Linked DNA regions of Homo sapiens: all the other regions are linked to region 5. Evidence: chromatin loops called from intact Hi-C (ENCODE). Cell type or tissue: OCI-LY7. All regions are shown on one strand.

Region 1 (5,000 bases), 320 kb before region 5:
TTTGGAAGGTTGTAGTAAACCCAACCATAATCAACACTATTTATTGAACACCAGCTGTCTAGGTACGGCAGATAAGAAAAAGACACACTCCCAGTCCACCAAGTGCTCACAATCTAGGGGCAAAGGAAAATAGCCCCAGTAGATATCTTTTTTTTTTTTTTTTCTTTTTGAGATGGAGTCTCACAGTGTTGTCCAGGCTGGAGTGCAGTGGCACCATCCCAGCTCACTGCAACCTCTGTCTCCCAGGTTCAAGCGATTCTCCTGCCTCAGCCTCAAGAGTAGCTTGGATTATAGGTGCCTGCCACCACACCTGGCTAATTTTTTTTTTAAATAGAGATGGGGTTTCACCATGTTGGCCAGGTTGATCTCAAACTCCTGACCTCAAGTGATCCACTCGCCTTGGCCTCCCAAAGTGCTAGGATTACAGGTGTGAGCCACTGTGCCCAGCCAGATATTTCATTCTCACAGTACCTGGGCTGCTTTGCTCATTGCATTGATTAAACACCACCTACATATGTGCCTGACACTTGGCAAGGTCCTGTGGGAGGACGAGATGAGTGAAAGAGCAAGGGCATGCTCTGGTCACAAGGAACTCACTGTTTACTTCAGGAGCAGACATAAAAGAAACACTTCTCAATAACTAGGAAAAAGGTATTTAGACAGCATTTCTTTACAGAATACAGAGTCAGGAGGAGAAGAACATGAGGGCTTTGCAGAGCTGACATCTGAAAGGGTCTTGAAGGAGAAGAAATGTGATTGCAGGCAGAGGAGGTGTTTGTGTGTCACCTAAGGGCATGAAATAGCAAGGTGGGCTCAGGGCTTGAGGCGTAGAGCATGCAATGGGGGTGGGGGGTGGGAGATGAGGCTGGGGCATTGCATGGACTTCAGTACACTGGGAACCTAGTGGGCTTCACTCAGAAATTCAGACACGACCCTCTGGGCAAGAGAAGCCACTGAAAATTTTAAGAAGTGGAATAAGATGATCTGATTTGCATTTTAGATCACACAGGTAGTTTACATGGTGGATGCATTGGGTATGGGCAAAACTGAAGACCCGGGACCACATAGGAGACTGTTACAACTCTCCTGGGGGGAAATAATGGTGCCCTGAACCAAGGTAGGAAAGAGTAAGGTGGACAAGTTTTGGGTGTCTTTAGAAGGTAGAGTTTGACACGATTAGATGGCACTGGTTAGAAAGAGGGGGAATGGCTTTAAGATTTCTAGCTTGGGTGGGTGAATAAATGGATGGTGTTGGTGCCTTTATGGAATGAGGTAGTGTAGATAGAGCAGATTTGAAGTAAGGGCAAAAAAATGAGGTTGGTTTTATATTTTGAGGTGCTCTAAGGATGTCTATGTAGAGATGAAGGGGAAATAGAAATATGGTCTGTGGCTCAGAAAAGAGGCAGGTACTCACTACATAGAGGCAGTGGAATTAGTCTTAGAGATGATGGCTGAATCACGGGGAGTCTGTGCAAAGGGGGTGAGATGGAGATAATGCAGCCAAAGAAGACTAGAGGGTGGTCAAGAGGTGGCAAGAGAACCAGAGAGCGGCATCAAGGAAATACCCAACAGGCTGGGCGCAGTGACTCACGCCTGTAATCCCAGCACTTTGGGAGGCTGAGGTGGACAGATCACTTGAGGTCAGGAGTTCAAGACCAGCCTGGCCAACATGGCAAAACCCCATCTCTACTAAAAATACAGAAATTAGCGGGGCGTGGTGGCGCGCCTATAATCCCAGCCACTTGGGAGGCTGAGGCAGGAGAATTGTTTGAACCAGGGAGGCAGAGGCTGCAGTGAGCCCCACTGTACTCCAGCCTGGGTGACAGAGTTAGACTCCATCAAAAAAAAAAAAAAAAAGAGAGAGAAAGAAAGAGAGAAAGAGGGAGGGAGAGAGAGAGACAGAGAGAGAGAGAGACAGAGAGAAAGAAAGAAAGAGAGAGAAAGAAAGAAAGAAAGAAAGAAAGAAAGAAAGAAAGAAAGAAAGAAAGAAAGAAAGAAGAGAGAGAGAAAGAAAAAGAGAGAGAGAAAGAAAGGGAGAAAAGAAAGAAGATATCCAAGGGAAGCAAAATGTTTCAGATGGGAGGGAGCACCGCAAAGGGAAATGACTAGAAGTTTAGTAAAAACACAGGCTGTGAAGCATGCACCAGAAGTGCAAATGGGTCCTCGGTGACCCCATTGAGAGAAGTTTTAGGGGAGTGCTGGGGGCTGACACTAGTTTTTAGTGGATTAAGAAATCCTGGGAGAGAGGAGTAGAGACTATTCTTTTAAGAAACGTGATAGTGACAGGGAAGAGAAGGAATAGTGAGCTGAGGAAATGCAGGATCATAAAAGTGGGTTTAGGACAGCAGCAGCTGGACATCTGTGTATGCTGAAATGAACCCACTGGAAAACAGGTGCTGATGAAGGAGGTGCCGGCTCTCAGAAGAGGCAGGAGGCCCAGGTGGGAGTCTGTCTTGGACAGAGGCCTGGAGTGGTATGAAGGAGGGGTGAGCCGAGGGGAGAGCTGAGGCCTGATGAAGTGGGGACCCTAGCCCTCTGCAGAAGGGAAGCTATTCGGCAAGGGGGTGCCAGGGAAGGCAGCGGCTTCCTCAGCACTTGCTGCGGGAAGAAACACTGAAGTCCCAGGCTTCCAGGTAATGCTGTTTTCATCAGCAGAGCCCCGCTGGCCTGAGCTGGAATTCTGACTGAGCAGGTGACATGGGCAAGGGCCGGGGGTGAGGCACAGAGTCTGCTGCGGAAGCATCTGCGGGGTGCAGTAGCCAGTAGAGGCGGCCCCGTGTATGCCTCGGGGCTGGGCGTCCCGCAGAGGGGGTTACTCACTGCTGACTCAGCCCCAGGTGCTCATTTGCATGTTACTCATTTCAAGCCAAAAACACTGGAGCAGGAGTACAGGAGCATCTCATCCCCTTTCCAAACAGAACCACCCCAGGTCTTCCCAGCGCTCCTGCTGCTGTGCCGAGTCTCTCTGACCCAGAAATATTTCTACTTTGGAAGAGTCTACTAAGCTGTGCTGTATAGCTATCTGTGAAATTGAGCTGAAAAATTCAAAGAAACACTCAGAAAATTCATTTTCTCTGTAAGGATATCAAGGTAAGTTTAACATGCCAAGAGCCTGGGCCTTCCCCCTTCCAAATATTATCTTATTTTCACCTGACTTCTCCCCCACCAGAATGTAACCTCCAAGAGGATAGTAACATTGTTTTGTACTCTGTGCCCAGAACAGTGCACGGCATGTAGCAGGTGCTCAATAAATGGATTAAATTCTGTAATCCCAGCACTTTGGGAGGCCGAGGTGGGCAGATCACTTGAGGCCAGGAGTTTGAGACCAGCCTGGCCAACGTGGTGCAACCTCGTCTTTATTAAAAATACAAAAAATTAGCCGGGCATGGTGGTGCCTGCCTGTGGTCCCAGCTACTCAGGAGGCTGAGGCAGGAGAATAGCTTGAACCTGGGAGGCGGAGGTTGCATGAGCAGAGATTGTGCCACTGCACTCCAGCCTGGGCAACAGAGCGAGACTCTGTCTCACATAAATAAACTAATTAATTAATGCATTAAATTATTGAAGGCCCTTGGGCACCCCAGGCCTTCAATAATTTAATGCATTTATTGAGCATCTACGATCTCATCTAACCCCTATAATCCTAGGCAGTTAACAGTTTAGGAAGGGGAGATTCTCAGAGGTGAAACACCACCCCTCCCATCCCCTCATCCTCATTTAATCAAATTGCCAGTAAGGGGAAAGCCCCCGAGTTTCGAGCTGGGCTTCCCACATGTCATGGAGTTCAGAAATGCCTCTATCAGTTTATCAGGTGCTCACTCCTGTGAAACTGATTCATGCTAACGGATTCACTCTGACAAGAATATCCCCGAGAAGAGAAAGCGAATGTAGTGATTTACATTCAAGCATATACAGCTGCCAAGGAGCTGAAACGTTCTGCCCTGTCGGACAGCTCAGTCTGTCCCCAGTAGAAAGAGTTCACTGAGGCTGCCAAGCAGTCGCCAGCTTGGCTTGGAGCCTGCACAGAGTCGATAGCCTCAGGGAGGCCATGAACAAGCTCTGTGAACCAGAAACCCAGAAGACCGAGTGCAGCTGGCCAGGCAGGATCCCCGCCTGCTCTAGGGACACAGCTGCCACTCTCCAGCTCACCCAGAGAGCCAGCCACCGGCCCCCTGCAACCCTCTACCTTCTCTTTTGAGAATGATTGCTTATTGACTGAATGGGTCACCTCCATTCCCTCTCATTCATGGTTTCCATGGACTTTCCTTTTTCTTTTCTTTTTTTTTTTTTTTTTTTGAGACAGAGTCTCACTCTGTTGCCCAGGCTGGAGTGTAGTGGCGTGATCTTGGCTCACTGCAACCTCTTCCTCCCGGGTTCAAGCGATTCCCCCGCCTCAGCCTCTGGAGTAGCTGGGAATACAGGTGCGCGCCACCATGCCCAGTAATTTTTTGTTGTTGTTGTATATTTATTAGAGATGGAGTTTCATCATGTTGGCCAGGCTGGTCTCGAACTCCTGACCTCAAGTGATCCACCCGCCTCGGCCTCCCAAAGTGTTGGGATTACAGGCGTGAGCCACTGTGCCCGGCCTCCATGGATTTTCTTAGTCAATTGTTTGTTGTTGACAAGGCATAGCAGGAAGTCACCTTGCAATTCTGACCATGTTTGGGGACAGCCACCTTTCTGAATCCAAGCATGTCTTTGGGTCTCTGCTTGCTTAAGCCACTGTGTGTGGGGATGTATAAACTTCTACCTGTGGCCTAAGTTTTGGGGTCTTACAGTTCACTGTTCCCGGGAGCTACAAGACCTGGGCATCAAAACACAGAATAAATATGATGAAGGAAGAGAATTCAAAACCACTTTGGGAGGAAACCCCTGGTAGAAGGCTAGGCTAGCACTGTTGCTTGTGACATTGACAGTCCAAGAATCAGAGAAGGATCCAGGCCTCCAAGAGCTTCTTTGGCAAATGGGGTCCCTTACTGCTAGTACAGACCAGAAAGTACATG
Region 2 (5,000 bases), 58 kb before region 5:
GGGTGAAATCGAGCCAGGGCTGGGGAACAACTCAAAAGTCATCTGAGAGGTGTGACACCTCCCTGGCGTCCAGACCCACGGCAGGCAGCCTACAGACTTTTTCTCTTTGACTTTTTAAAGTAAGATTTATGAAACCACTTTTCCTATCACGGCATAAGAAATGATAACTGCTTGAAGGATTATACCTCTTTGCCATTTGATGACATCTCTGTAAGTACAGGGAACTATGGGCTCTGTCATCTTTGCATCCCTAAAATCAAATTCAGAAACTGGCCCCCAAAAAGGCTGTTGAATAAATACATAAGTAAATTCCATTTTTATACTATCTACTGATGTCTAAAAATTCCAAATTAGAAGTTAAAAATCCTATGATAGATATCTAAAGGAGAACAAAGTAATCCAAAATTAATTATATATTACATGCTACCTAGGATTTTATGAAACTGAGCTCAATCTCAAAATTAAAGAACTGTACTATAGGCTGGGAGCAGTGGCTCACGCCTATAACCCCAGCACTTTGGGAGGCCAAGGCAGGCAAATCACTTGAGGCCAGGAGTTCAAGACCAGCCTGGCCAACATAGTGAAAACCCATCTCTGCTAAAAATACAAAGATTAGCCGGGTGTGGTGGCTGGGGCCTGGAACCCCACCTACTTAGGAGGCTGAGGCACAAGAATTGCTTGAACCTGGGAGGCGGGCCATGAGCCTAGATCGCACCACTGCACTCCAGCTTGGATCACAGAGCGAGACTGTCTCAAAAAAAAAAAAAAAAAAAAAAAAAAAAGAAAGAACTTACTGTAAAATCTGCTTTGCTTTGTTACTCACTCTTATGAATACAGAGCCAATCACTGGTTCTAGCCTCACTATTATGCTATATTAAGGGAGGAGACCACCCCTCATATTGTCTTACACCCAATTTCTGCCTCCAAATAAAGAAGTAAAAACTAAAAGGCAGAAATGAAATCCACAGGCAGACAGCCCAGCGCTGAGCCCTGGGCCTGGTAGTTAAAGATCGACCCCTAACCTAAGCGGTTATGTCATCTATAGATTCCAGACATTATATGGAAAAGCATTGTGAAAATCCCTGTCCTGTTCCGTTCTGATTACCAGTGCATGCAGCCCCCAGTCACGTACTCCCAGCTTGCTCAATCGATCACGATCCTCTCACGCGGACCCCCTTAGAGTTGTAAGCCCTTAAAAGGGACAGGAATTGCTCACTTGGGGAGCTCAGTTGTTGGAGACGTGAGTCTTGCCGACGCTCCCAGCCGAATAAAGCCCTTCCTTAACTCGGTGTCTGAGGGGTTTTGTCTGCAGCTCGTCCTGCTACAATATTACTGTATATATGTAAAATATGCTATATTACTATATTTTCTCATTTATAAAGTGGGAGTAAAAATAACAGCTACCTCATTGCATTTTTGTGAGGATTAAATTAGTTAACACATGTATAATAGTTATGGGACATAGTGACCACTTAAGAAATGTTAGCTAGTATTATTGTTGTTGTTACCAGGCACTGTTCTGGCTAACATTCTATTAGACCAAGTTAAATATTAGTTCATTTAGTTAATCTGCCCAGAAAAGTATTAATAGAAGCAAGTTGCCCATATAACCTGTCCCCTTGACAACAAAATTTGCCTTCTGAAAGCCATTAATGGATTCTCAAGGTACAAGAATTGCCTATGAATTGTTTACTTTTTAGAATATGATTTCCCCTTGAGGCAGAATATATATTTAACAGGTCCTAAATGTATACCAGAAAGAACTGAATCGCCAGCTTCACTAACAGGTTTCTCTAAAAAGAAAATCAGACAGCAATTTTACCTTCTGTTCAGGCCAGATGATGTTCCTAATCCTGCAAGGTCTGGGGTACTTTCATCTGATAAGAGCCCATGAGCTTCTGAGAGCTTCAAATGACTACTACTTAGGTTAAAAATAAGCACCGAGAAACAAAAACTGAGAAACAAAAGCAGAAGTATTTCTAAAATTGCTCTCTTCGCACTGTCTCGCTGCGGGTACTTTCCTGTCTCTCAGATCACTGACCTTCAGTCCAGCAATTTCCAGTGTCCTGCAGGCTGCTGATCCCAAGATGCTCAGCCACACAAAGGTGTTGCGGCCAAGTAAGGTTGGGGAACCCATACTATACTCCCTTTTGCCACAATACCTTTTTAACCAGACTCCTTTTGTGATAGTAGGTAGCTAGTTAGACCTGAGCAGGGCAGAAGAGGGCTCCCCTGCCCCACTCCAGGAGTGTCAGGCAACCACTGAGGTCAGGCAGTTGTTAACTGTCTCTCTAAAATAATAATTGGGCCGGGCACGGTGGCTCACACCTGTAATCCCAGCACTTTGGGAGGCTGAGGCAGGCGGATCTCTTGAGGTCTGGAGTTTGAGACCAGCTTGGCCAACACAGTGAAACCCCATCTCTAATAAAAATACAAAAATTGGCAGGGCATGGTTGCGGGCACCTGTAATCCCAGCTTCCCCGGGAGCCTGAGGCAGGAGAATCGCTTGAACCTGGGAGGCGGAGGTTGCAGTGAGCCGAGATCGCACCACTGCACTCCAGCCTAGGCTACAGAGCGAGAATCTAAATAAAAGAATAAAATAAAATAAAATAATAATTGGTCACAGCCAGCACCAGAGAAAGGCAGTCTCCCAATAGATAGAAACACCTGAAGCTGGGAATCAGCAGTTTCCTGATAAGATCTCAGGAGTTGGGCCAGTGGGCTCAAGCAAAAAAGAGGCAAAATGGCAAAGTTTAACTGGTATATGACCTTCTAGGAACATTCAACTGGTAAGAGAAGAATGCCTCGAGTGAGCATGCGTACAACTCCAGTAAACATACCGTGCATGCATCACTCCTAAGTGCTGGCAGCCACTGCGGATGCGGAGAGCCCACCCAAGGGAAGAATCAGGAGACAAGGGACACAAGCTCCTGGAAATATGACAACATATAAAATCCCAAGTCAATGGGGAATCCATGCACTTGATCTCTCCAGTCACCCCCTTGGCCCTCTTCCAAGTTCACTTCCTTTCATTCCTGCTGTAAAGCTTTTGAATAAACTTTCATTCCTCTAAAACTTGCCTTGGTCTCTGTGTCAAATATTTTCTTCTGAAGAGGGAAGAATTGAGGTTGCTGCAGACCTGTATGGACTCACCACTGCTAACACCTTTTTCAAGGAATATCTACTAGAATCTAGGTGTTGGAAATGCTGAAATAGTCTAAACTAACCAATTATTTCCACCTTAAAATGACTGTAGGCTCATTCACCTGGCCTGGCAAAGTCAGCACTTACTTAAAAGCAGATGGGAGAGAATGTTGACCCTATACATACCCACAGTCCCTGATCAACATACATTTTCATGAAGAGGTATATCTTGGATCAAGTCAAAAAGAAACTATCCCCGGATCCATCTGAGGTGTGTCCCATACTCAGGGAACACACCAAAAAATTCAGGAATGGCTCACAGGGAAGCATGATTTCAGAAGATCGGGAGCATAAGAAAAAGGAAGATGATGACACTATAAGAGAAATCCTATCAACAAAAGGAATATAATTCTCCTCCTGTTTTTTTTAAGTCAAGGAGAAGAATGCTGGTGCATTACAATCTAATTGGAACATGTCCAAAGTGATGGGAGAAATCCACTGACACCAGATTAAAGGAGTCCTGAGCAGAGAGGAAGCTGGATGGTGGCAGGGTCCTCGAAAAACTATCTCCAAAGACTCCAATCTCTAGAGCATTATCTTAGTTCTATGACTGGAAATTTTTTCCAGAATCCTCAATATCTATCTGTAATGTAAGGCTCCTTTTTGCTAGCACCAGAAGCTTACATAAAATTAGGCACTTGGGGAAGCATCTTGACCCCCTCATCAGGCCACCCAACCATAACTGCCCCAATGGCCAACAGGTGGGGATTATGGGAACTATAATTCAAGATAAGATTTGGGTGGGGACACAGTCGAACCATATCAATGGAGGAATACATGGATATACATGCAGAAATCTGGGTGGCTTTAATTCCTTCCATGAGGTCTTACAATCCTACCATCACTATAAACTAGCCAAAATTAAAATATATCTGGGCAGACAGGAGACCCAGATGGGTAGGAACTAAATATACAAACATTTCTCTCAGTAGAGAGAAAAACCAAGAAAAGGGAAGAAATAAGATTCAAAATGATCCCAAGAGGCACATCCTGGGGAAAACCCAACAAGATAAATATAGTAAGTCCTCAAAAGATGCTAGTTACTAGTATTATCATTAATGTTAAATAGTAATATTAACTGTAAATCCCTGCATTTATATTGAAGATAGCAATTACATAAGAAAAGATATTAGAGAACTGGCTTAGCCAAAATCCACAGGAGAAAATAAAATTTGCGTTTTGGCTAATCACAAGCCCAACACGTGTCAGCACTGCAATGTAGCTGATAAGTAACTAACACCACTGGGCAGCCCTCACCCAGAGCAAAGGAGCTAACAGGCTCACAAAACTCTCCCAGCCAGGCCATATCTGATGTGTAGGTTTGATTTAGGCACAAAAGATATAGACAATCGGAATTGCATCTAGCAAGAAGTGACTATCACAGCTGTAAGTCTGGAATCCAAATTAAACACAAAATAGTTGATAGAACAGGTGGCAACCATGGAAGTGATGGTTTAAGGTACTCTTCGATATTTGAAGAGCTGCCAATAAAGAATGGCACTAGTTGTTTTGTGTCACCAACGGGTGAAATTTACAGGGGAGGCTAAGTTAGGCTCCATACATAAAATGATTTTCCAATACTTAAAATTATCCAAGAATTGATCCCACGGGCTTGAAAAGTTTTAAGCTTTCTTTTTGAAAGTGCCTGGGAGCCAGAAGATTATCAACCAACAAGAGCAATCTAAGGATTCCTCTGGTGGGTGAAGGGATGCACTCTGAAGTTTCAAGGCCCCTTTCAGCATCAAGAATCTGCAATTCTATGGTTCTGACTATAGCTGAGCTTCATCAGATTAGTA
Region 3 (5,000 bases), 170 kb before region 5:
TCTAACTCTAGGAAACGACAGAGATGTCTCAAGAGAACTGTATTCTGGGGTGTTACGTTCCGATTTTTATTGTATGTATAATACAGAAAGCTACTTTTCGTTTTTGTCTCAGTATCTTTTGTGAATAGTCACTTTTCTAAGTTCATATCGAATACCTATGAAATTTCTTAGGAGGCCCCTCCTTTAGAAAAATATTTTGCAAGGCAGATAAAAAGCTGGCACCATTCAAGAATCAGGAAAGTGGGATAATCCTTGGAGAGGAAAATGCAACTGTCACAAAAAGACAAAGGGCGAAGTGAAGGCCGTGTGAGGATAACTTCATGAAAGCAGATAATAGAAAAAAGAACTGATGTTAGAAAGTTCAAGGTTAAGGACATTGCTGAAGCTGTGTCATCATTCTGACCTCAGGAACTCTGCATTTAATACTTTATACTTTCAAAAATGTGTTTCACCATCACAGCAATCCAGTGAGGTTAGGAATTAGCTTCACTTTTCAAGTCAAGTCCAGGCATTAAATGGCTCATTTAAGTTACCTCCATGAGATCAGGGCTCAGCTGGATCATCACTGTATACCCAGAGCCAACCATTATGCCTTGGAACACAGCAGGTGCTCAATAAAGACTTGCTGGGAAAATGTCATTAGGCCGATTGACAAATCCCCAAATCTTCTATCTCCTAGTATTTACATCACTAATGGATAAAGACGACCCCCTGCTACAATAAATACCCCTCTCCTTTCTATTCTACCATCAAGGTGCAATTTGTTGATCAATGACTTCCCAGCTTAGGCATCCTCTAAGTGCAGCTCTGACACTCAGTGAGTCAATCGCAGACACAGAGAGCAAGGAGAGGGCCTCAAAATCCCATTTCTTACAGGAGAGGATGGGTTATATTAATCTTAAAACACAAATGTGGACACCACAGTATTTCTAGAGGATCAGTATTTATGGAGGAGACGTTACCTTTTAATAATTAAGTCCTAAGGTGGCTTTTCAAACTTACGGATGGGACTGGCTTACTTAACAGTTTAGCAATAAGAAAATAAAGCACAAGATGAGAATTCTGCACAACTCGCCTTCTGGTAGAAGCCATATCTGTGAAGCAGAACGAGTATAAGGATTCTAAAAAAAGCAGAAGAAAATCCAGCTGTCTTTCTGTGATCATCTCATAAGAACAGCAACTCTCAATCACAGTCTACTTAGTACAATCGATTCATTAACACCTATTTACATAATAACACCAGGGTTTGAGGCTACAATTTTCTGTACAGAGGCATGATTTTAAAGCAAGTATCTTCACAATGCCACACAATGATCCTCAAGGCATGAAGATATCTAGCAGACAATGCCATGGGCTTCTGGAGTCCCCTTTAAAATTTTATTTTTCCTTTTCAGTCCCAGGAATGAATAGGGACTTCCTGGAAATGCCATCTAACCTTGTATTTTAGAGACATTGTTGGGGATAACAAGGCATGAAATTGCTTTCCAAAAGAAATCATTTTTCTGTTTCAATAAATGGTGCTGGATATTGGGGGAGTCCATTCAATAGCCGATTTGAATAAGGGAGAGCAAAGAAACTCTTTAGATGCTGTTCAAGTTATTCCTGGATTGAGATATTGGTACTGAGAGATGATGAGAAAAGAATTTATTTAAAAAGAAAATGTGAAGAGCAGTTGGTCATGAGAGAGAGAGTGACTGTGTTATTCTCAAGAAAACAGTAGACTGTCCCCAGTTTTTGCCACCAGGCCACCCAGCTATGATGGGATAACTAGATATATAAAGCCCAGTGTCTGCCAAGGGCAAATTGGTTCCTCAGGTAAAGCACAAATAAGTCACTAGCTTGACAGTAGAATCAGCAGCAGGTTGTTTTGGTTTTTTGTTTTTTGTCTTCTATTTTTTGTTTTGTTTTGTTTTTTCAGTAAGACAACAAAGAGCTCACAGTCCCCAAAAGAAAAAGTTACTTTCTTGCCAACATTGGTCAAAAGTATGATTCTTTTAGAAAAATTCAATGAAGGTTTCCTCTCCCAACCCCATCAAGGCAGGAAATGGAATTGTATTTCTTAAATGAATGAATGTTTTCATAATATTTATGTTTTTGGATATATATGATCATTAAAATGTGACTTCTATTTGCATGTGAAGTGGAGACAAATTAGAATTGATTGCATGTGGAGATTTTGTTTGTTTCGTATCCTTTTGTATATGCTATGAAATCTTAAAATCATTAGACCAGGAGGAGCCTGGAGGGGCCATTGGATCCACCTTACGTCTCTCTGCTTCCAAGTGTGGGCCTTGGACTAGCAGCATCAACATCTTCCGAGACCCTGTTAGAAATGCAGTGGACCCCATCTCAGACCTAATAAATTAGAATCTGCTTTACTACAAGATTGCCAGGTGATTTGTATGCACTTCCATCTCCCATCTTCTTCAGCTGTAACTTTCCTGGTCTCAGACAAACTCATCTAGCCTACAGATGGGTTAGTGGTCAAGGAGGTAGTGTCCAAGAATCAGAATCACTTTGGCCGTTGGTAGGATGGGTGCTGACTGGCCATGCCTAGGGTCGCATGCTCAGCCCTGGATGAAGGAAGGTCCCTAGAACCATGGGGACTTAGATTGAGGAAGAAAATCAAGGCGCTACTATCAGAAGAACAGGGAATGGATGACAGGCAAGCAAACCAAAAGACCTTCCCAGAAGTGATCAATTACTTGGGATGAGTATCTGACCAAAGTCAGATCAACGAAGAACAATTGCATGACTTTGGCTGTATCTACAGAGAAGGGGAGGCTCTTAGATTGAGGTTATAAAGTTCATAGAACGTAAACCTAGAGCTGCCACGTGGAGAAAGCCTGCCTGTGAACAAGGCAAACCCCAAGGAAACAGGGCTGGGAAATGGAGAGAGACCAGGTCCCTGTAAGCTTAGTTGTGTCCCTGAATGTATGGCCACTAACTCCAGGGGGCAGCCTTCACACTGTTTGCTAATGCAATGTGACTGTGCCCCTGAAGCTGTGCCATGACATGCCAGCCCTCCCTAGATCCAGCTACACCTGAAGCACATTTTCTCTCTGGACTTTTGTTATCTGTGCCCATCAACTTCTCCATCTTTTTTTTTTTTTTTAATTTTGATTTAAGTCGGTTTGAGGCAGATTTTCTGTGACTTGCAACTGAAACACTGCTGACACCCATGCGGTGAGTTTTAAAAATATTCATGCTCATCCCAGACCAAAACTTTTTCTCCTGCAAAAGACAGACTCTGATATGGCCAAGGTGGAGATGGGGAGAAGGGAAACGGGTTGGAGGATGCATTCTTATGCACTGCCAGGAAGAAGTCAATGAAGAAATCCTCTACAGGAGAGCAATATGATTATCTCTATATTTAAATATTTTAAATATTTAAAGGTATATGCCATTTGGCCTAGTGGTTCTATTTCTGCAAACTGATAATATAGATTAACTAGCATATGCGCCAAAATATTTATGTTCAAGGGTAACATTTAATTTGTTGGGACAGCAGAAGATTGTACAACCAAAATGCCCAGCAATAAAAGGCTAGTAAATGATGGACCATCTAAACAATGTTTAAAAAACATTCCTGTAGTTATTAAAAAGCAAATATGGGAGGTCTACATGTGCTAACCCGGAACAATCCCTAAGATAAGTAAAAACAAGTAAGGTGGCCGGGTGCCGTGGTTCATGCCTATAATCCCTGCACTTTGGGAGGCCAAGGAGGGTGGATTACCTGAAGCCAGGAGTTCGAGACCAGCCTGGCCAACATGATGAAACCCTGTCTCTACTGAAAATACAAAAAATTAGCCGGGCATGGTGGTGGGTGCCTGTAATCCCAGCTACTCGGGAGGCTGAGGCAGGAGAATTGCTTGAACCCAGGAGGCGGAGGTTGCAGTGAGTCGAGATTGCGCCACTGCACTCCAGCCTGGGCAACAAGAGTGAAACTCCATCCCAAAAACAAAAACAAAACAAAAAGAAACAAGCAAGGTATGGAATTATGTATATGTTACCATTTGTGTGAATGCAAAAGATAAATAGGTCTATATGTATATATATACACACACATACATTAAATGCATGTACATGGATATATCTCTAGGAATAGACAGAAAGTTAATAGGGATTGTTTCTGGGAAGGGGACAGGATTGGGAGAGAGACCTACTTTATGTCTTTTAAATATTGAAAATACTATATGCATCCACTATATATTTAATGCCTTGGCAGATTTGGAATGTTTCCCTCCTTTTTCTTTCTTTTTTTGAGACGGAGTCTCACTCTGTTGCTCAGGCTGGAGTGTCGCGGCACGATCTCGGCTCACTGCAACCTCTGCCTCCCGGGTTCAAGCGATTCTCCTGCCTTAGCCTTCTGAGTAGCTGGGATTACAGGCGTGTGCCACCACACCCGGCTAATTTTTGTATTTTTAGTAGAGACAGGGTTTCACCATGTTGGTCAGGCTGGTCTCGAACTCCTGACCTCGTGATCCACCCCCCCCCCACCCACCCCCACCCCCAGCCTCCCAAAATATTGGGATTACAGGTGTGAGCCACCGCACCTGGCCCCCTCCTCTTTCTTTTATTAATACAACTACTGGTCTAAAGAAACTGAGAATGCATGTCCCAAGCAAGAAGTCTGGAGACTGAGAAATCAGCGGCCCCCTCTTGTCTAATTAGGCCAAGAGCTGAGCATATCATACTCACAAATGAAAAATCACTGAAAGAACTTCATTAATTGGCTAGGGTAGAGCTGCAGTGGGAGTGGAAATTATTTTTCCCAGGAGCAGCAGGGCAGAAAGATTCAGCTATGGAAACATCTGTCCTACTGTTAGGTGCTGCAGGGCATGTTGCAGAAATTCCCAGGACCCATCAATCAAAGCAACCCTACTGGTAAATACTTTCTCTCCTGTGATGTGAATCCTCAGTGGCCTCTGGCCTGCCCTACTGGCCATTTAGAATTACCAAGCCCTCCTTTGGAACAACACTGTTTTCTGAAGCTCTTC
Region 4 (5,000 bases), 110 kb before region 5:
ATTTACTATGCTATACTTTTTATTGTTATTTTAGAGTGTACTCCTTCTACTTATGAAAAAAAGAGGTTAACTGTAAAACAGCTTCAGGCAGGTCCTTCAGGAGATATTCCAGAAGAAGGCATTGTTATCATAGGAAATGACAGCTTCAAATGTGTTATTGCCCCTGAAGACCTCCCAGTGGGACAAGACGTGGAGGTGGAAGACAGTGAAACTGATGATCCTGACCCCGTGTAGGCCAAGGCTAATGTGTGTGTTCGTGTCTTAGTTTATAACAAAAAATTGAAACAGTAAAAATATAAATAATAGAAAAAAGCTTACAGAATAAGGATATAAAGAAACTATTTTTTGTATAGCTATCCAATATATTTGTGTCCTAAGTGTTATTATGAACGTGTCAAAAGTTTCTTAAAATTTATTTTTAAAGTTACAGTAAGTTAAGGTTTATTATTAAAGAAAAAATTTTAAATGAATATAGTGTAGTCTTAGTATACAGCGTTTAAAGTTTACACTTGTGTGAGTGGTCACATTCACTTACCACTCACTGATTCACCCAGGGCAACTTCCAGTCCTATAAACTCCCTTCATGGTAAATGCCCTATACAGGTGTGCCATTTTTAATCTTTTATAACCCACTGTGTTTTTACTGTACCTTTTCTGTTTAGATATGTGTAAATACACAAATACCACCATGTTACAACTGCCTATTCAGTATGGTAACACTTTGTATTGGTTTTTAGCCTAGGAGCAACAGGCTACAGCATATAGTGTAGGTGTGTAGTAGGCTATGCCATCTAGGTTTGTATAAGTACACTATGATGTTTACACAATGACAAAATTGACTAACGATACATTTCTCAGACCATATCCCTGTTGTTAAGCAATGCACGACAGTGCAGTAAGGGCTCACTTCATGTCATCAACAGGAAACTGCAACTTTCAGTGAAACAACATATAGTGAAACTGATTTTGCCACAGGCTAATTGAGATCAACAAGAGCTAAGTTCTTATGGCATATTTCTGATCACAAAAAAAATCACAAAACTTCTAAATAAAAACCAAAACATTTATAATATTAAACACTGAAATACATGTGAGCTATACATACATTTAAGTAAGGTTAATAAACACAAGGAAGATAATTATTTGCCCAGTTATTCCTGTTTCAGGGTCAAGGGTAGCTGGAGCCTGTCCCGGCAGCTGAGGCTGCAACATTGGGACCCATCCTGGACAGGATACATCCCCTAGCAGGGTGCACTCAGACCCACACCCCCACCACACACACCCCTGCCACACACACACACACACACACGCTCTCTCTCTCTCACTCAGGCTGGGACCACATGCCAGTTAACCAAACATGTACATCTCTGCGATGTAGGAGGAAATTGGGAGACCTGGAGAAAACCCATGCAGATGTGGGAGGATGTGCAAACTCCACACAGACAGGGGCCCCAGCCAGGAACAGACTTTCTCATCAAGGTGATCATGAAATGACACCGATTGAAATGACATCATTTGAGGACTTGCTGTATATGGATCAGCTGGAAATGCTGTACAGGCCACTCCGCCTTCTTATGACCAGGGTGTGAGAATTCAGCAACGCCAGCAGCCTCCATCCCTCCAGTCTTACGTTATGGAGGATTCTGTGGCCTGCGTGACTCTAAGTAAAGTTAGCTCAATGCTATGGCTACAACACTGCTGCTGCACAGGCCACAGGAGAGCCTTTCATGCAAGGTGTTTGTCTAAGCGGCTGAAAGCTGGGAGCTTGGGCCTCTCCAGCGCAGTTTACAGCACAGGCTGTGTGCCTGCTTGGTCATGCATGTTTGTCCCCGTAGCAGGATTGGTTTGAGAACTGCTCTTGCTTTCTCCTTTCACCCTTACAGAGGTTGTGGAGTAGAGATCTGTCATCACTGGAGGCTCCTGGTATCAACCATACATAACCTATTAGCTGTGAACCACTAAACTGGCTTAGGTCAGTTTACCACAAAGGCTGTGTATGCCTGAACTTCAGCAGTGATTATCTACAGATGGTGGGATTATACAATTCCAACCCCCACCCCCCAACTCCCTTTGTGCTTATCTGTTTTCTAATTCTTCCTATAATATGTATGTATTTGTACAAGGTGGGTGGGTCACTTGAGGTCAGGAGTTCAAAACCAGTCTGGCCAACATGGTGGAACCCTGTATCTACTAAAAATACAAAAAAAATTAGCGGGGTGTGGTGGCAGGTCCCTGTAATCCCAGCTACTTGGGAGCCTAAGGCAGGAGAATCTCTTGAACCCGGGAGGTGGAGGTTGCAGTGAGATGAGATCCCACCACTGTACACCAGCCTGGGCAACAGAGCAAGACTCTGTTGAGAGAGAGAGAGACAGAGAGAGAGAGAGAGAGAGAGAGACGGAGAGAGAGAGAGAGAGAGAGAGAGAGAGAGAGAGAGAGAGAGAGGTATTATTTAAATAATAAATAAATAACAAGAGACTTAAGTAAACTGCACAGACAGCACTGTCACCACCTACTGGCAAAAACAGAGAAAGACCATTGTAGGTGAACGCTGACTGCTTAACAGCAGAGAAGGCGGCTTGCAGTTAGACTTTTCAGTTTCCAGTTGTTTTTAACTTCGAAGTATAACATCTGGATTTTAGGGAGGGGAGAAGATCACTCCTCTTGAAGCATGTTACCTTGAAAGAGTTCTGATTTTCAAAAGCAAAATATAGTTCTGCTGACCATGGTTTAAGTCTGAGAGAAAATCATAGTCCCTGCTATGTATCAGTTAGATACAGTAAGTATCTAACTATGATGCCACCGCAGGCAGCAGCTTCAAATGAGAAGCCAAAGGCTGATCATGGGTTATAACAAGTATAAGTCATTTTAAAGGTCTCGTTCTTTGGATGCTTCTAATTAGGCAGTTGCCAAAACTGATGCAATCAGTAAGGCCATAATCTCTCTGGTCTTATGATTTCTGCTAAATTTCTAATGGGGACCTAAGAGTCCAACCGCAGTTTGGGTTCTATAAGCAAAGCAAACTCGGCACAGACACAAACAGCGAGAAAGGCAGCAGTTACGACAATGTTGCAACAGGCTAACTTCTTTCCAGGCTGATGCCTGGGGCACAGGAGCCTCCCTGTGTCCAGCAGCACTTGAAGTGTGGATCCCTCCACAGATGACCTGCCTGTCTCTCCTCTGCCAACCCCTGTTCTCCTCCTTGCCCAACCTCTGACACCACCTATCTCAGAAAATGGGGAGGCTGCTGCCCCCCAAATGCTCATCCTGCCATCTAGGAGCCACTGCCCTCAGACCCCTCCCATCCCTATTCTGTCTCCAATGGAAGAAACTACTACAGAAACACCCTCCCCCTAGTACCCTCTACTCCCCCAACCATCTCGTTCTCCTATGACATCCCTTATACAGTGCTCACCATATCTAGAAATTATTTTCACAATCTTTTTTTTTATAAATATGATACTTGCAATCCCTATTTGAAATAAAGGGAAAACAACACACAAATGCTTTTTACTTTAGGGTAGTATGCATGACACATCTGCATTTGCACTGGGGACCAACACACACACACACACACACACACACACACACACACGCACACACACAAGAGTGGGACCAACTGCTCTCATATTATTCACACAGGAGGCAAACAAGATTTTACTGGCAACTTTTTTTTTTTTTTTTCCAGACGGAGTCTCATTCTATTGCCAGGCTGGAGTGCAGTGGCACAATCTTGGCTCACTGCAATCTCCGCCTCCCAGGTTCAAGAGATTCTCGTGCCTCAACCTCCCAAGTAGCTGGGATTACAGGCACACATCACCATGCCTGGCTAATTTTTGTATTTTTAGTAGAGACGGGGTTTCACCATGTTGGCCAGGCTGCTCTTGAACTCCCGACCTCCAGTGATCCACCCACCTCAACCTCCCAAAGTGCTGGGCTTACAGGCATGAGCCACCATGCCCAGCCAGATTTGGGGGCAATTTTTAAAAATCATCATCTATTTGGGGAAAAGATACTTTAATCTCAAAAAAGAACATGCTATCAGAATGACAATGAACCAACTTAGCTTTGGGAGAAACTCACTTCATTGCATTTACTTTGTCATGGTCCTGCACTAGTTTGGGGATGGACTCAGGAGTGCATCTTGGACTCTAGTGACCTTCTAGGTAGTTCCAAAACTTCAAACACTTCAAAAACCAAAATTTCAGTAATTCAAGAACCACTAATATATCATAACTGTACTACTATTTCCTTAATATTTCTCTTAAATATACTCACATTTTTACTTATATAGTTTTGTTTTAAAAGGAGACTTTGTGTCACTTCCATAAAAGAAAAATCAATATCATGTGTCACAAATAAAAGGTAACCTATGAATAATGCAATAGAAACAAAACATGTTATTGAAGTCCAGTTAGACAGTGTTGCTGGCTGAGGCCTGATCTCACTGTGTAGACCAGGGAGGCTGGCAAGTGGTCAGCAGTGATTAAAGACCATCATCAAACCATGCTTTTCTCTTTAATAACATCAGAGGGATTGAAAGTAAATTGAAAATAAAAGTACTTTCACTCAAGGTGATACAATATTATCCAGTGCTAGACTCAGGTCACATCTAAAGTCATCTCCAGTGGTTCATATCCCACTCTTAGAGTAACAAGAATCATGATACTTTGGTGCATGAATATTGCTAATTCATCCAGCCATTTGACACATTTATTGAGCATCTACTACACTCCGAGCACTGTACACAACAGAAGAAGGAATGAATAAAACAGGCATGGTATTTCTTGCAAACCTTCCAGTGGTGAAACATACATTAAACAAATGGTTACACAAATTATATTTGTGTATATTTGTGTTGTTTTACATACATGTAAGCATACTGTGTGCATATATCTGATATACATATTATATATATGTGTGTGTCTATATGCATCAATTTGGTAAGTGGTTTTGTTTGTTTTGAGATGGAATCTTGCTCTGTTGCCCAGGCTGGAGTGCAG
Region 5 (5,000 bases):
GGCTCTCCCGGGCTGCGGCGGAGGCGCGGAGCCGGCCAAGGGCGCACTGAGCTCGCGGAGCTCCGGGGCCCCGGGGCCTTTCTGCCGCCGTCGCAGCGTCCCCGCCTCCTCGGGCCGCTTCGCCCCTCTCCTCTTCCTCGAGTTCTGGCCCCACCAGGAGCGGAGCGAGTCTCCGATGCCTGCCCCGCGGCCCCCAGAACTGAGCTGGAGAAGCTTTGGGGTGAAAGCTGGGCCCACCCTACAGGGACCCCAAGTTTGCGGAGCAAGAGTGGATTGGCGGAGAGCGCAGATGGCAATTCTCACCCGCCTTAAAAGTACCACCTTAAAATTCTCCCCATGGGATGGGAAGGTGGCCCGCTAATGTCCGTTCCTACTCTTCGTTTTCTTTTTAATTTTTCAGACAGGGTCTCGCTCTGTCCCCCAGGCTGAGCGCAGGGGCGCGATTTCGGCTCACTGCAGCCTTGCGATTCTCCCAGGCTCAAGCGATCCTCCCGCCTCAGCCTTCCCAGTAGCTGGGACCACAGGCGAGTGCTCCACTACGCCCGGCTAATTTTTGTATTTTTATTCTTTTGTAGAGACTGGTGTCTCGCCATTTTGCCCAGGCTGGTCTCGAACTCCTGGCCTCAAGCGACCCTCCAGCCTCGGCCTCCCAAAGTGCTGGGATGAGAGGTGTGAGCCAGTGCGTCGGCCCTTTACCATTCTTTAGATTCTGCGATTGTTTTTTGAAAGTCCTGAGCATTCATAAAGCTTTCCGAGGAGGGGTGGGAAGAGAGTTAAGAGCGGTAAACAGCAGATCCACCCGGGGCTGGAGGAAACACCGTGGAACAGAGACCGTCTGGTCTCATTCAGGTGAAGGAGCTCGGCAGGGGAAGAGGTCAGCATCCCCATTCCAGCGAAACCCACGGGTTTTCCTAGCAGTCCCCTGTGTGCACAGCTTTCTCTTCACAATCGACCTCCACCCCAACTTTTCCAAACAACACGGGAGCCCATCCCCAAATGCTAATGCTTCTGCGGGAAAAAAATGAGAAGGGGGAAAAATGTATTCCCCAGATCATGAAAACGCTGCACACCCTTGAGCTCAGAATGCAGGATCTAAATCCGCAAGAACAGGATGGAATGATGTGGGAAGGTCTTCCAGGAAGAAATCTGATTTTATTCTGCTTCGACTGCTGAACAAAGTAAATCAAATAGCACGGAACTCAAGGCAGCCTGAATTTTGTGTAGAAAAAAATATCTCTTGTTTGTCAGAGGATCCTTTGAAAAGCATCCAAGGACGCTTGTGTTTCCAAAGCGGCTGTGACAGGTATGCAGGCAGACAGCAGTGGGAATGCAAAGGCTTGTGCCGGGTAAACACTTCTCATGAGTGTTTCAGCTTTGGCATTGCCTTTATGCCAGTTATTCTGGCAGATCACCACTGCCAAAGAAATACCTTTATAATTTTCTAACATTGATTGTCAGCAGCACTATAGAGACCGTAATATTACACGAAGTACCTTAATGATCTAATGAATAAAAACATTTTGTCTGGATTTCTCTTTGGTGCCTATCAGCACAGATAGGGGGAGGAGTGACTGATGTGTGAGGGGGAAATGTAAGAAACGACAATTAATGACACTTGCTATGTCCCTTTTTTACTTTATCTTATGATCTGTATGCAGTGGGTTTTTTCCTCCCTGGATATATAATCTCTTCTGATTGAGCTTTTATGTTTTTGCCTTTCTTTGGGAAAATAACAATGTTAGTAAGTGTACTTCTGAGCCATACCTGTCTTATCATTTCAATCCACACAACTCTATGAAGTACGTACTGGGATATTATGGTTTTTTTAGAGGGAGATACTCGAGCTCAGAGAGGGCAGGTCATTTGCCCGAGATCATACAGCTTGTTAGTGGCACAGCCTGGATTTCAACTCAGGCAGTCTGACACGAGGACCCTCTCACTTAATGCCCATGCAATACTGCCCTCCTCTGCTTCATAGAAAAGGTGCAACTGTGTAAAGGTGTTCCTGGAAGTAAAAACGTGAGCTTTTGTCATAGATTAGTCACTTGACATCTCAGAGCCTTAGCTTCCTCATCAGTAAAATGACAACTTGGACTAAATAGATGCATTAAAGGCCTAGCCAGAAGTAAAGTTCAAGATTTAGAGTATTACTATGTGAGTATTAGAGTATCAGTATTCTTGCTCAGCATTGTAAGAAATCTTAACCTGGAGATACAGTGTTAGCCACTTCATTGGTTTGTGTGATCTCACCACAGCGCCTTGTTTTAACACTACTTGTGCTGCTTTCTACAACATTACCTCTTCCTGCTCCTTCTAATTAATACTCTTTGCTTTGCAAATGTGATATCTAATCAATTTAATGTTCTTTTTTTTTTTTTCTTTTCTTTGAGACGGAGTCTTGCTCTGTCGTGCCCAGTCTGGAGTGCAGTGGCGCGATCTCGGCTCACTGCTACTTCTGCCTCCTGGGTTTGAGCAATTCTCCCACTTCAGTCTCCCAAGTAGCTGGGACTACAGGCACCCACCACCACACCCAGCTAATTTTTTATATTTTTAGTAGAGGCAGGATTTTACCATATTGGCCAGGCTGGTCTTGAACTTCCAACGTCAGGTGATCCACCTACCTCGGCCTCCCAAAGTGTTGGAATTACAGACGTGAGCCACCGAGCCCGTCCTAATGTTCATTTCTTACTAAACTTGAATAAGACTCCTGGTGTGGGGGAGGGGAGTCAGTTTCAGTTAAGTAGTTGTTAGGATGATCTTGAAGTATTAGTTAGCCTGAATCATTTTTAAATTCCCTTCAGAAACCAAGAATGTTATTCAACTGTACCAAATAAATAACAACACGTCAGTTGCTAATGGAACACGGTCACACTGGCCATCTATGGAAATCCTCATGTTTCCAATGCTCTCATTAACTACCCTGAAGAATCAATTTAAAAGTAAAACTAGATTGAATCAGATTTCCCCCTTTTTTATTCCAGGGGGAGGGGGAAAGGTCTTTGTTTCTTTCATATGTTTAAAGAATCTTCAAAATATTTTAATGATAGAGTTGTCTATCTGTTTCATATTATCATATCTCCATTAGCCTTCTAAACTCAGCCATATTATTTGATTCCTTGAAAACCATCTAATGTTTAAGAACACTATATTTTCCCCTTTTTTCTTAATTGTTTAACTTCTCCACCAGTCACAAACACTGTTATTCAGCCTTAATTTTTTTTTTTTTTTTTTTTTTTTTGAGACAGTGTTTCACTCTTGTCACTCAGGCTGGAGTGCATAGGCACCATCTCGGCTCACTGCAACTTCCGCGTCCCAGGTTCAAGCGATTCTCCTGCCTCAACCTCCCGAGTAGCTGGGATTACCGGCACCCACCACCACTCCCAGCTGATTTTTGAATTTTTAGTAGAGACGATGTTTCACCATGTTGTCTAGGCTGGTCTCAAACTCCTGACCTCAGATGATCCACCTGCCTCGGCCTCCCAAAGTGCTGGGATTACAAGTGTGAGCCACCACACCTGGCCTATTCAGCCCTCTTGATCTGCAGGCTGGATTCATAGGTCTTCATCTTAGTACAGTAGGAAGTATACTGGCATCAGGAGGTCAAGCTTACTTCTTTCATTACCTATTAAGGTAGATAGGCATTTGTTATAAAATTGAACAAAAAGGAACTAGTTTACAATTTTACATAAATAGTAAAAGAGAATAATTTCTTCTTTTCGTAGATAAGAAATGTTATCAACTGGCATAATTTCTTACCAGTCTGTCATCCTCCATTTAGAAAACCATTAGTAATTAAATGTTGTTTTCCTTTACCATGTTCCTAAATATGAATCCTTCATAAGGCATCTATTAAATACCTACTATGGGGCGGTATACATTATTGATTAAATCAATCCATATTTCCCTGAGAAAGACCAAGAAAAATTTCAAGGAAACATGTATCACAGCTACATGCATTGAGTACTTTATATGTTCCAGGCACTGTGAAAAGCCATGTATCAATCTGTTTCATCCTCACAAAACTCTGCAGGATTGTTGTTAGTATCTTCTCCATATGATAGACTATGAAACTAAGATTTATCGAGATGAAACACCTTGCCAAAGGCTGCATGTTTAATTAGTGACACACTTCTGGCCCAAATCTGACTCCAGAACCCAAGAGATTGACCAGTGATAGGTGGATGTTAATGTATCACACAGACTTCTCTCTCCGGAATTTCTTCAAAGTGGTGAAAACGTGAGCCAAGAATTTTATATCCACTAAAACTGACTTTCAAGTATTTATACTAGAATAAAGTGACATTAGTTAAGAAAGAATTCTTAAAGGAGATGAGTTCTTAGCTTGAAAAAATATAAGATTTGAATGGGAAGAGTGAAGAATATTCTTTTTTCAGCCTCTCAAGTAGCTGGGACTACAGGTGCATGCTCCCACACCCATCTCTACAATTCTTTTTGTTCGTTTTGTAGAGATGGGGTCTTGCTATGTTGCACAGGTTGGTCTCAAACTCCTAGCCTCAAGTGATCCCCCAACCTAGCCCTCCCAAAGTGCTGAGATTACGGCATGAGCCACCATGCCCAGCAAGAATATTCTTCAAAGGGTACAGTGGAATGAGCCACAAAGTAGAGGTGGTGAGTCAATAAACCATTCTTAGGGAACCCTGGGATGTGTGACTTTTTAATTTTTATTTTTTATTCCAATATCACAGTCACTTAAGGATATTCTGGGTCCTTTATTTTGCTGTAGGAGGTCTGCGTGGTTGCTATGCTATTTCTTTTCTTGCCCTTGACAAGGCCTGTTCAACTTCTCTGAACCACAATTTAGGGGCTTGACATTCTATTGATCTTTTTTTTCTTCTTCTTCTTTTTGTGGCCTGAAGATGCAGGGTAGAGTGGGAAAGAACTTACCTAGAGCTGTGTGTCGCCTTTATCATAGGAATTTAGTTTCTTCTTTCTTCTAAAGCTCTGTGCCAGAGTTCAGCCCTTAGTGGATATTTAAAAAG

What was found. A loop is a pair of places that touch in the nucleus more often than their neighbours do. Peaks named below come from ENCODE experiments on the same cell type or tissue, not always from the same donor. Only the 100,000 strongest peaks of a DNase experiment are listed, where the experiment ranks them.
Region 1: it touches region 5 in a loop (3-fold over the local background); 2 of 110 quality-filtered maps call a loop at or near these places.
Region 2: it touches region 5 in a loop (5-fold over the local background); 4 of 110 quality-filtered maps call a loop at or near these places.
Region 3: a loop joins it to region 5, with 10 times the contacts of the local background. A loop is called at or near these places in 7 of 110 quality-filtered maps.
Region 4: a loop joins it to region 5, with 5 times the contacts of the local background. A loop is called at or near these places in 8 of 110 quality-filtered maps.

What each region holds. Positions count from the first base shown.
Region 1 is chr12:94,558,251-94,563,250 of GRCh38, forward strand. It overlaps MIR5700 (microRNA 5700), which reads left to right and starts at 3,539; the gene lies at 3,539-3,609. RefSeq lists enhancers at 2,541-3,167, 2,967-3,076. In OCI-LY7, no CTCF peak of the experiment used is centred here; DNase peaks (open chromatin) are centred at 2,791 and 3,941; H3K4me3 peaks cover 1,243 bases.
Region 2 is chr12:94,816,268-94,821,267 of GRCh38, forward strand. No RefSeq gene overlaps it. Among named protein-coding and RNA genes, the nearest start is that of MIR492, 16 kb to the right of the region's middle. RefSeq lists enhancers at 1-183, 1,774-2,293. In OCI-LY7, a CTCF peak has its summit at 2,203 (motif pointing right); DNase peaks (open chromatin) are centred at 694, 1,904 and 2,224; H3K4me3 peaks cover 2,472 bases; H3K27ac peaks cover 3,944 bases.
Region 3 is chr12:94,708,160-94,713,159 of GRCh38, forward strand. LOC124902989 (a long non-coding RNA gene) reads right to left here and starts at 4,279. Exons shown (of 2, transcript XR_007063412.1): 1 at 1-4,279. In OCI-LY7, CTCF peaks have their summits at 2,959 (motif pointing right) and 3,162; a DNase peak (open chromatin) is centred at 2,962.
Region 4 is chr12:94,761,887-94,766,886 of GRCh38, forward strand. No RefSeq gene overlaps it. Among named protein-coding and RNA genes, the nearest start is that of MIR492, 70 kb to the right of the region's middle. RefSeq lists a silencer at 633-682 and an enhancer at 1,003-1,062. In OCI-LY7, a CTCF peak has its summit at 2,518 (motif pointing left); DNase peaks (open chromatin) are centred at 925 and 2,515; H3K27ac peaks cover 1,484 bases.
Region 5 is chr12:94,873,821-94,878,820 of GRCh38, forward strand. No RefSeq gene overlaps it. Among named protein-coding and RNA genes, the nearest start is that of MIR492, 42 kb to the left of the region's middle. RefSeq lists silencers at 1-104, 115-214. In OCI-LY7, CTCF peaks have their summits at 1,966 and 2,169; a DNase peak (open chromatin) is centred at 1,941.